Linked DNA regions of Homo sapiens: region 2 is linked to region 1. Evidence: read pairs that join two places in POLR2A ChIA-PET (ENCODE). Cell type or tissue: B cell. All regions are shown on one strand. Links, peaks and the distances in the headings refer to the core of each region. The heading gives the core; the rest is flanking DNA.

Region 1 (4,389 bases), core at 229-4,228:
CTGTTGCATTTCCAGATTGCTTCGTTGTGCCCCTTTTGGCTTCTTAGCTCTTCTCTTACCCATGTACCAATTCCCTGTGGTAAAATCCTTCTGAAATACTTAGAGTGGTTTCTGCTTTCTGGCTGGACCCTAACTAATATAGTTCAGAAGCTGCATCAGTTATTAAGTTATTATCTCTTAGCTCCAAACCCACTGCTTTGTGATTCTGGGGCTGGTATTCCACAAACTGCTTTTCTGCTTCTCCAACTGGCTCCCTGTTCCACTCTGCCAATGAGGGATGCTAGAGCAGGGCTAGAAGGCTGGACGTGGGAGAATGAATTGTTACCTCTAGTTTGTTCCATGTGGGTTTCCTATCTAATTGCATCCTGTGAGCACCATCAAGCGGCGCTTCTTCATTCCGGCAGTGCCTCTCATCCAGGAGCTGTATCCAGTTTCCAATCTTTCTAACACTTGCAGAGCCCATCTTATCATGCCCACTCAGGAACATCAGTGGTGCTCTCTCCTCAGATGTATGAATTTCAGTTCTGTGGGAGCCTTTGTTTAAGCTTCAAAGTTTTTTATTATTTATTTATTTATTTATTTTTTTTAAGATGGAGTCTCGCTCTGTCACCAGGCTGGAGTGCAGTGGTGCAATCTTGGCTTACTGCAACCTTTGCCTCCCAGGTTCAAGCGATTCTCCTGCCTCAGCCTCCCAAGTAGCTGGGACTACAGGCGTGTGCCAGCACACCCAGCTAATTTTTGTATTTTTAGTACAGACGGGGTTTCACAATGTTGGCCAGGATGGTCTTGATCTCCTGACCTCGTGATCCACCCACCTCGGCCTCCCAAAGTGCTGGGATTACAGGCGTGAGCCACTGTGCCCAGCCTGAGCTTCAAAGTTTTAATCACCCTGGCCTCTTCCCTTTGTTCCCTCAGCTGTAGGGGTGGCAACTGCATTCTGCAATTGCTACCTCTGTGGTCCTTTAGAGTTCTCTTTTTGCTCTTTTAGTTACCTAATTAGCAACTTTATAATTACTTAAAAATCCTTTATATTTAATTCTTTCCATACACTGGTGTGGTTTCTGTCTCCTGACTGGGTCTTGCCAGTTACAGAAGTGCAGCTGTGTTTTTTTTGAAAGGTGTCAGGTTTGGTTTTGAGAATATTGAATTTGCAATGACAGCGGGCTATTCAAGTGGAGATAACTTGTACATAGATCAACTATGGCCCTGGAGTTTGTGGGAGAGACATGATCTGAAAACGTTTTGTTCTCGTCAGCACTGATGTGGTCACAGTAACTATGATTGCTTGAGCTCTTCGGGTGAGTGGTGTGAAGTGCCAAGAGCAGATGGCTGAGAACAGCCTCACAAAGAAAAGGTGGCAACATTTTTAAAAATCACAAATTTGAAGATACAATGATGAATTTATGATAAAGTGTTGATAAATGAAGCTCATACCAAGATATTTTTTCTGGCTACACTTAAATTCTTACCCAGCCCATGTTTCGAAGTGTGTACCAATATTGAGGCTATCCTTACAAAGCAAAAGCCTAGGTTCCCTGGAGCTCTTACTTTTCCTCTAGCACCACTAGGGAAAGCCACCAGGTCACAGTGAAGACAGTAATTTATCCTTCCTTCTTTTGATTCTGCAAGTCTACTATCAACACTATAGTGGTACTGCAGAAAGATATAAAAGTTATAAGAAAATTTTATCATCTTATCAGTGGGACTCTCCCCATTACTAACCAGCTATTTTTTAAAATGTCTTTTAAAAAACTTTTATTTTATTTTACTTTTTTGTAAAGACGGGGTCTCACTATGTTGCCTAGACTGGTCTTGAACTCCTGGCCCAAAGTTATCATCCCTCCTCAGCCTCCCAAAGTGCTAAGATTACAGGCATGAGCCACCGAGTCTGGCCTTTTAAAATGTCTTATCAATTTATTCAAACATCTACCGAGTAGGTACTGACACCTGGTGTCAGGTGTCCATTTCTTTGCAGTTTCCTGCCCACCATTGTTCTAAGCCTTTTCTCTCCTGCACCCTCCTCTTGGTGCCCCTCCGTGCCCCTTCTCCTTTGACAGGGGCTATCTGTTACTTTGCTGGCAAAATAAAGACCATGCGAGATAAGCCTTTTAATTCCAAAACAACTCTGTGGCAATTTCTTTCTCTTCCCCATCTTAGGCGAGGAACTGAACTTCCTCTTTCTAAGTTTAAACTAACCTTATGTTTTCAGTCCTCTCTGTTCTCTCCCTTTTCTCCCTGGTGGGTGCTATAACATCTGCAATCAAAGATTTTCTGTCTTAATTATCTTCTTTTTGTCTAGCTTAAGCACCTTTAATTTCTTCTTCTCTCCTCTGCCTGCAGACATAATCCTTTTTCCTCCTTGCTGAAAAAAACAAACAAAAACCCCAAACCCCAAAGCCTTCATTTGACCTTGCTGCAATTTTTATCCTAATTTCCTCATCCTTTTGTTGTTACATGTTTTGAGGACAGAATTCCATTTTCTCAATGCAGAGTCACTCCTTGTTCTGCCCTCTTGACGTCTGCTGCTCCCTCAGCCCTCATCTCTGCCACTCAAACTGATTGCTGAAGGCAACCCTGGGTTCCTCATCCTGAGGCGTGGCGGATTTTTCTCATCCCTCATTGTCTTAGATTTCTCAGTGGTATTTGACACTGTTGATTATCTTTCTTTCTAACTCTCTCCTTTCATAGTTTTCATAGAACAACATATAATTTTCTTCCCATCTTTTGTAACCTTTCGAGACAATTTGGATGACTATATGTGCTGAGCTTAAATTCCAACATATCTACTGCAGTTTGTTGGGGGCATGAAGAAATAATGGTGTCACCGAAAACTGATTGCTGCTAAGATAGGCTTTGTATAATTTTGTCCAATGATAAAATCAACTAGGGGTCTGTCTTCAGCTTGAGAGGTCTTACTATTTGATTGTGTCAGAAGTTGGCTAAAGTAACCAGTCTCATCAGAGAATAGTGCTTGTTGTATAGTCTGTCCCTTGAACCATGCTAGCTAGCTAATCCCTAACACATTTTGCCCTTCCAATCCCTTTCATTCCTCCACGTTTTAACCTTCCAGTTTCTGATCTAGATACATTAATTCATTGTTTAGGATACGATCAAGTTCTATCTTCTGACTTTTTACGTTTATGTCCCAGTGGCATGTATTGGTTTTATTCATTAAACTTAGAGTTCTGGAGGTTTTTCTGCCCTAAGTGTAACACACAGTGCTCTATATAAGAACAACAACAACAACAAAAACAAACCCACTTCATTTGACAGGCTTTTCTCTCTTCTTTCTTTTTTTAATTTTTAATTTTTTTTTTTTTTTTTGAGATGAGGCCTTGCTTTGTTGCCCAGTCTGGAGTGCAGTGGTGCGATCATGGCCCACCACAGCCTTGACTTCCTAGGCTCAAGCCATCCTCCCTCCTCAGCCTCCCAAGTAGCTGGGACTACAGGGGTGCACCACCACACACAGCTAATTAAAAATTAAAAAAAAAAAAGAAATGGGGTCTCACTGAGACAGCCAGATGGGAGGTGGTCCCTGGAGAAACTCCAACCAGCCTGCCAGCTGAGGTGGAGCCTGGGGAAGTTCATGACTTTCGCAGCGGGGAGGAGCCTGGCCCCTCTTCCTGTGTGGAACCTGAGATTCAAAGGGTGGGTGGGATGCGCTCTAGCAGGGGGCTCTGGCCTTGCGGAGGATCCTTGTTTCCCCCTTTTATTTCCCTTTTCATTCAGTAAAACCCTACTTCACTCACCCTTTAAACTGTCTGTGAGCCTAAATTTTCGTGGCAGTGGGACGGACAAGAACCCCGTCTTTAGCTGAACTAAGGAAAGTCCTGCAACATCACTGTGTTGCCTAGGCTGGGCTTTTCTCTCTCCTTAAATGTAGAAGTTGTTTAACATGATCCTGATTTTGAAAAGTAGAATGCCTCTCGGAGATTTTATGTTTGTTATTCAAGATGAAGAAAATAGGGTTTATTATTGTATGAGAATAATTCTATTCATAAATTAAAAATGCTAATTTGAAAAATGCCATCATCCTATGAGACTGGATAAAAATAAGAAAGGATAACCTGGTCTTATAAACAATTTTTTGGGTATTGTGCAAAGTTATAGAGGAACTTCTAGTTCTCAGTGTTGTTAGCTGATATCTATCATGGCGCTTTAGACCAAATAGAAAGAGAACTGAACATTGTGAGTTGTTGGAAAAAGAGGCCTCTACAACAAAGAAAAAAGAAGACTACAGTTTTTTGAACTTTAACTGTTACTTATTCCTGATTTGAACATGGCAGATTTTTTTTTCTTTTTTTTGAGACAGAGTTTTCCTCTTGTTGCTCAGGCTGGAGTGCAATGGCAGTATCTTGGCTGACTACAACCTCTGCCTTCTGGGTTCAA
Region 2 (4,389 bases), core at 91-4,090, 53 kb before region 1:
GATTCTCCTTCCTCAGCCTCCTGTGTAGATGGGATTACAGGCGCTGCCACTGTGCCTGGCTAATTTTGGTATTTTAGCAGAAATAGGGTTTCACCATGTTAGTCAGGCTGGTCTCAAACTCCTGACCTCAGGCGATCTGCCCGCCTTGGTCTCCCAAGGTGCTGGGATTACAGGCATGAGCCACCGTGCCTGGCCTCTTTTTCTTTATAACAGTGTTCAACACATCATTTACTTGTCTCTCTTTCCCTCTAGAATATAAACATATGTGAATAAGGACTTTGTTTTACTCACTGCTGAATCACCAGCACATAGAACAGTGCCTGGTATCTGCTAGGTGCTCAATAATTGTATGTTGAATGAAGAAGGGGGCAGGACGTTTTAGGCACAGGGAAAGCCAATGTAAAGGCACAAGATGAAAAAAATGTATGGGGTGTGGGGGTGCATGGGGGATTGTGGGATATGAGGGGACCAAGATGGGCAAGGGGCTAGAACACAAGGTATATCTTTGTAGGGTTTTAGAATTTATTCAAAGCATATGAGGAACCATTAAAGGACTTTAAACAGGGGAGTGATATAGCTGGGGTGGAACTTAGGGGACAAGGCTGGAGGCAGAGACACTATTAGGAAGCTCTTGTAGCAATCCAGGCAGGAAATGACAAAAACCTGAACTACGGTGATGGCAGTTGGGGTGGACAAGGAAGGATAGATCTGAGCACAATTTAGAAGGTATAATCAATACAACCAATGAGACCTATTAAGATGTCAAGTATAAGGGAGAGGGAAGTGTCAAGGAAAACATCTACCATCTTGTAAGTTTTGTGCCAGAAGAGCTGTGCCTATCTATAATCCACTGTATCCCCAGCAAGGAAACAGAGAAGCTTGATAAATATTTTTTTTGTTTGTTTGTTTGGTTGTTGTTGTTGTTGTTTTGAGACAGAGTCTTGCTCTGTCGCCCAGGCTGGAGTACAGTAGCAGGATCTTGGCTCACTGCAACCTCTGCCTCCCGGGTTCAAGGGATTCTCCTGCCTCAGTGTCCTGAGTAGCTGGGACTACAGGTGCATGTCACCCCGCCCTGCTAATTTTTGTATTTTTAGTACAGATGGGGTTTCACCATGTTGGCCAGGCTGGTCTCGAACTCCTGAACTCAAGTGATCTGCCTGCCTCGGCCTCCCAAAGTGCTGGGATTGCAGGCGTGAGCCACCTACCGTGCCCGGCCCTCAATAAATAGTCTTTGAATGAAGAGATGATGTTTCTGGTTTAGACAATTTGTAGGCAGTGATATCATTTACTGTGAGGAGGAGGATGGGGGCATGTTGAATTTGGAATTTATTTTTAGCATAGTAGGCAGATATGCTCTTTGGAATTTAGGAAAGAGATAGGGTTGGAGATTAAACATTCAACAAGTATTTGCGAAGAGGTTGCCACGTTCCCTGCACTGTCATTGTCTTTTTGGAGCACTTTATGTGTGTGCGTGGGTGTGTGTGACCGCATGCATGGGTGCATGCCGGGGTCAGGATGGGCAACCCAATACAGGGATTTTTGTTTTGTTTTGTTTTTTTGAGACGGAGTCTCGCTCTGTCACCAGGCTGGAGTGCAGTGGCGCAATCTCAGCTCACTGCAACCTCTGCTTCCCAGGTTCAAGAGATTCTCCTGTCTCCTCCTGAGTAGCTGGGACTACAGGCATGCACCACCATGCTCAGCTAATTTTTGTATTTTTTAGACGGGGTTTCACCATGTTGGCCAGGATGGTCTTGATCTCTTGACCTCATGATCCGCCTGCCTCGGCCTCCCAAAGTGCTGGGATTACAGGCGTGAGCCACCGTGCCTGGCCTCTGATACAGGGTTTTAATGGATTGTGATGGTGTTGTGATTTGCAAGGTAGAACAAGGCACAGGAGGAGACCAGTCCTAACCTAGGCATTTAGAAACCATTCCTGTAGAAGTTTGAGCTGATACCTGAATGGCGAAGAAGAATTAATCAAGAGTAGAAGAGGAGTGTTCCAAGCAGCAAGAACAGAATGTATGAAAACCTAAATGCCAGAAGTGCTCCTTTCAGGCACTGAAAGGAGTTCAGGGTGGGCTGCAGTGTTGAATTTCAGGAAGAAAAGGTTGAGAGTTGGCTTGCAGAGGTAAATAGAGTCAAGGCATAGGTTGTTCAAAGCTTTATAAGCTGTGCTAGTTATTATTGTGCTATAACAAATAGTCTAAAACGTAGTGTCTTAAAACAGTAGTCATTTTTTTTATGATTTCTGTGGCTTAGAAATTTGGGAAGGGCTTAGTGGGACAGTTCTAGGTCAGGGTCCCTCATGTGGTTGCAGCAGATGGTGACAGGAGCTGGAAAAACGGTTGCTGAGGAAGTTGCAGACAATCTGGGCTTCTTTTTTTTCTTTTTTTGAGGTGGAGTCTTGCTCCGGTTGTGCAGGTTGGAGTGCAGTGGCGCGATCTCGGCTCACTGCAACCTCCACCTCTCAGATTCAAGCAATTCTCCTTCCTCAGCCTCCTGAGTAGCTGGGATTACAGGCGTGCCCCACCACGCCCGGCTAATTTTTATATTTTTAGTAGAGACGGGGTTTCACCGTGTTGGCCAGGTTAGTCTTGAACTCCTGACCTCAGGTGATCTACCCGCCTCGGCCTCCCAAACAAAGTGTTAGGATTACGGGTGTGAGCCACCGCACCCGGCCTTCTTTATCAAATTGTGTCAGTCTTTCCATGTGGTCTTTCCGTATGGACTGTGTTGAGCTTTCTCACAGCGTGGTGACTCGTGGGCAGTCAGACTGCTTATGCAGGCAGCTGAAAGCGTCCAGAATGAGTGTTGTAGCACCCAAAGTGGAAGTTGCATTGCCTTTTATGACCTAGTCTCTGAAGTTGCATGGTGTCAATTCTGTCATACTCTATAGGTAGAGGCATTCACAGAAGACCATCCAGTTTCGAGAAGAGGGGTACAGACCCTGCCTCTTGATGGGTAGAGTGTCAAAGTCACATTGTAAGAAAGGAATATGGGATGGGAGACGTTGAGGCATATTGGAAAACTCCAATCTATTGCACCAACTATATTAAGGAGTTTGGTGGGCTGTCTTCTAAGGCAATGAGAAAACTCTTAAGGCCTTTAAAAGCAGAAGAGTGGCATTTGTGATTTAGATTTTAGAATTTGTGAGTTTAAGAAAGATTAGTTTTTCTATGTAGGATTGAAAGCTGGGAGACAGGTGGGAAGCTGCTGCTATGATCCTAGTGAGAAATGATGGTGGCTTGGACTAGAGTCATGTTTTGGGGACAGGGAGACTTAAGACTTGGACTATGAGTAGATATGAGTGGAAGTTGTTGATGACAATAACATGCCCAGGTCTTTGGCTTGCATAAATGGGTGGATGGTGACGCCAGTTACTTGTATGGGGAACACCGAAGGTGCAGTAGGTTTGGGAGAAATTGATGGAATCAGTTTTGGACATGTTGAGTTTGATGTGCCTGGTAATGTCCAGTAGGTGGTTGAATATTCATATATATCTAGAATCATGACAGTTGGGCTGATGATATACTTTTGGGAGTCATCATTGTATATATGGTTATTGAAACCATAGGAACAGGCCAGGGCGGTGGCTCACACCTGTAATCCCAACACTTTGGGAGGCTGAGGTGGGCTGATCACTTGAGGCCAGGAGTTCGAGACCAGCCTGGCCAACATGGCGAAACCCTGTCTCTACTAAAAATACAAAAACTAGCCGGGCATGGTGGTGTGCACCTGTAGTCCCAGCTACTCTGGAGGCTGAGGCAGGAGAATCGCTTGAACCCTGGAGGAAGAGGTTGCAGTGAGCCGAGACAGCTCCACTGCACTCCATCTTGGGTGACAGAGCAAGATTCTGTCTCAAAAAAAAAAAAAAAAAAAAAAAAGAAAGAAAAAAATAAAAAGAAAAAGAAACCACAGGAACAGATGAGATGACCTTGGGACAAGATGTAGAAAGGGAGGACAAAGGGGCTTAGAAGCATTCTGAGGAATACCCACATTTGAGGGATAGGTATTTTGTGAAAAGATGGAGAAGGAGCATCTAGAGAGATAGGTGGAAACCTGGAAGATGGTGAGTGGAAGGGAGTGAATTGAGAAGGAATGAATGACTACCTGTGTCCAATCTGCTAAGAGGTCAAGCTAGGTAAAGATTGAGTATAGTTGATTGGATTTATTGATATGAAGGTCACTGGTGGCTTTTCATGTGGGCTTTCTCCTAAGGCAATGAAATTTCAGGGCAGTGAGGGTGAAATCAGGTTTCAGAAATATCATTTATTCACCCAGCAAAATGTATTAAGTGTTACTGTGTGTCTAGTTCAGGACTATGCCCATGGGTACAAGGATAACTGTTATCCACTCTCTGCCCTCACACAGCTCTCGTGGGTGGGAGAG

Evidence for each region. Peaks named below come from ENCODE experiments on the same cell type or tissue, not always from the same donor. Only the 100,000 strongest peaks of a DNase experiment are listed, where the experiment ranks them.
Region 2: POLR2A ChIA-PET joins it to region 1 with 7 read pairs; 2 of 35 experiments call an interaction of 5 or more read pairs at or near these places.

The regions. Positions count from the first base shown.
Region 1 is chr14:22,746,570-22,750,958 of GRCh38, reverse strand. All of the region lies in intron 1 of OXA1L-DT (OXA1L divergent transcript), which reads left to right. Among named protein-coding and RNA genes, the nearest start is that of OXA1L-DT, 18 kb to the left of the region's middle. In B cell, for the core only: a CTCF peak has its summit at 1,960 (motif pointing left); a DNase peak (open chromatin) is centred at 2,058; H3K4me3 peaks cover 659 bases; H3K27ac peaks cover 1,598 bases.
Region 2 is chr14:22,798,944-22,803,332 of GRCh38, reverse strand. All of the region lies in intron 2 of SLC7A7 (solute carrier family 7 member 7), which reads left to right. Among named protein-coding and RNA genes, the nearest start is that of SLC7A7, 14 kb to the left of the region's middle. RefSeq lists an enhancer at 226-275. In B cell, for the core only: no CTCF peak of the experiment used is centred there; no DNase peak of the experiment used is centred there; H3K27ac peaks cover 79 bases.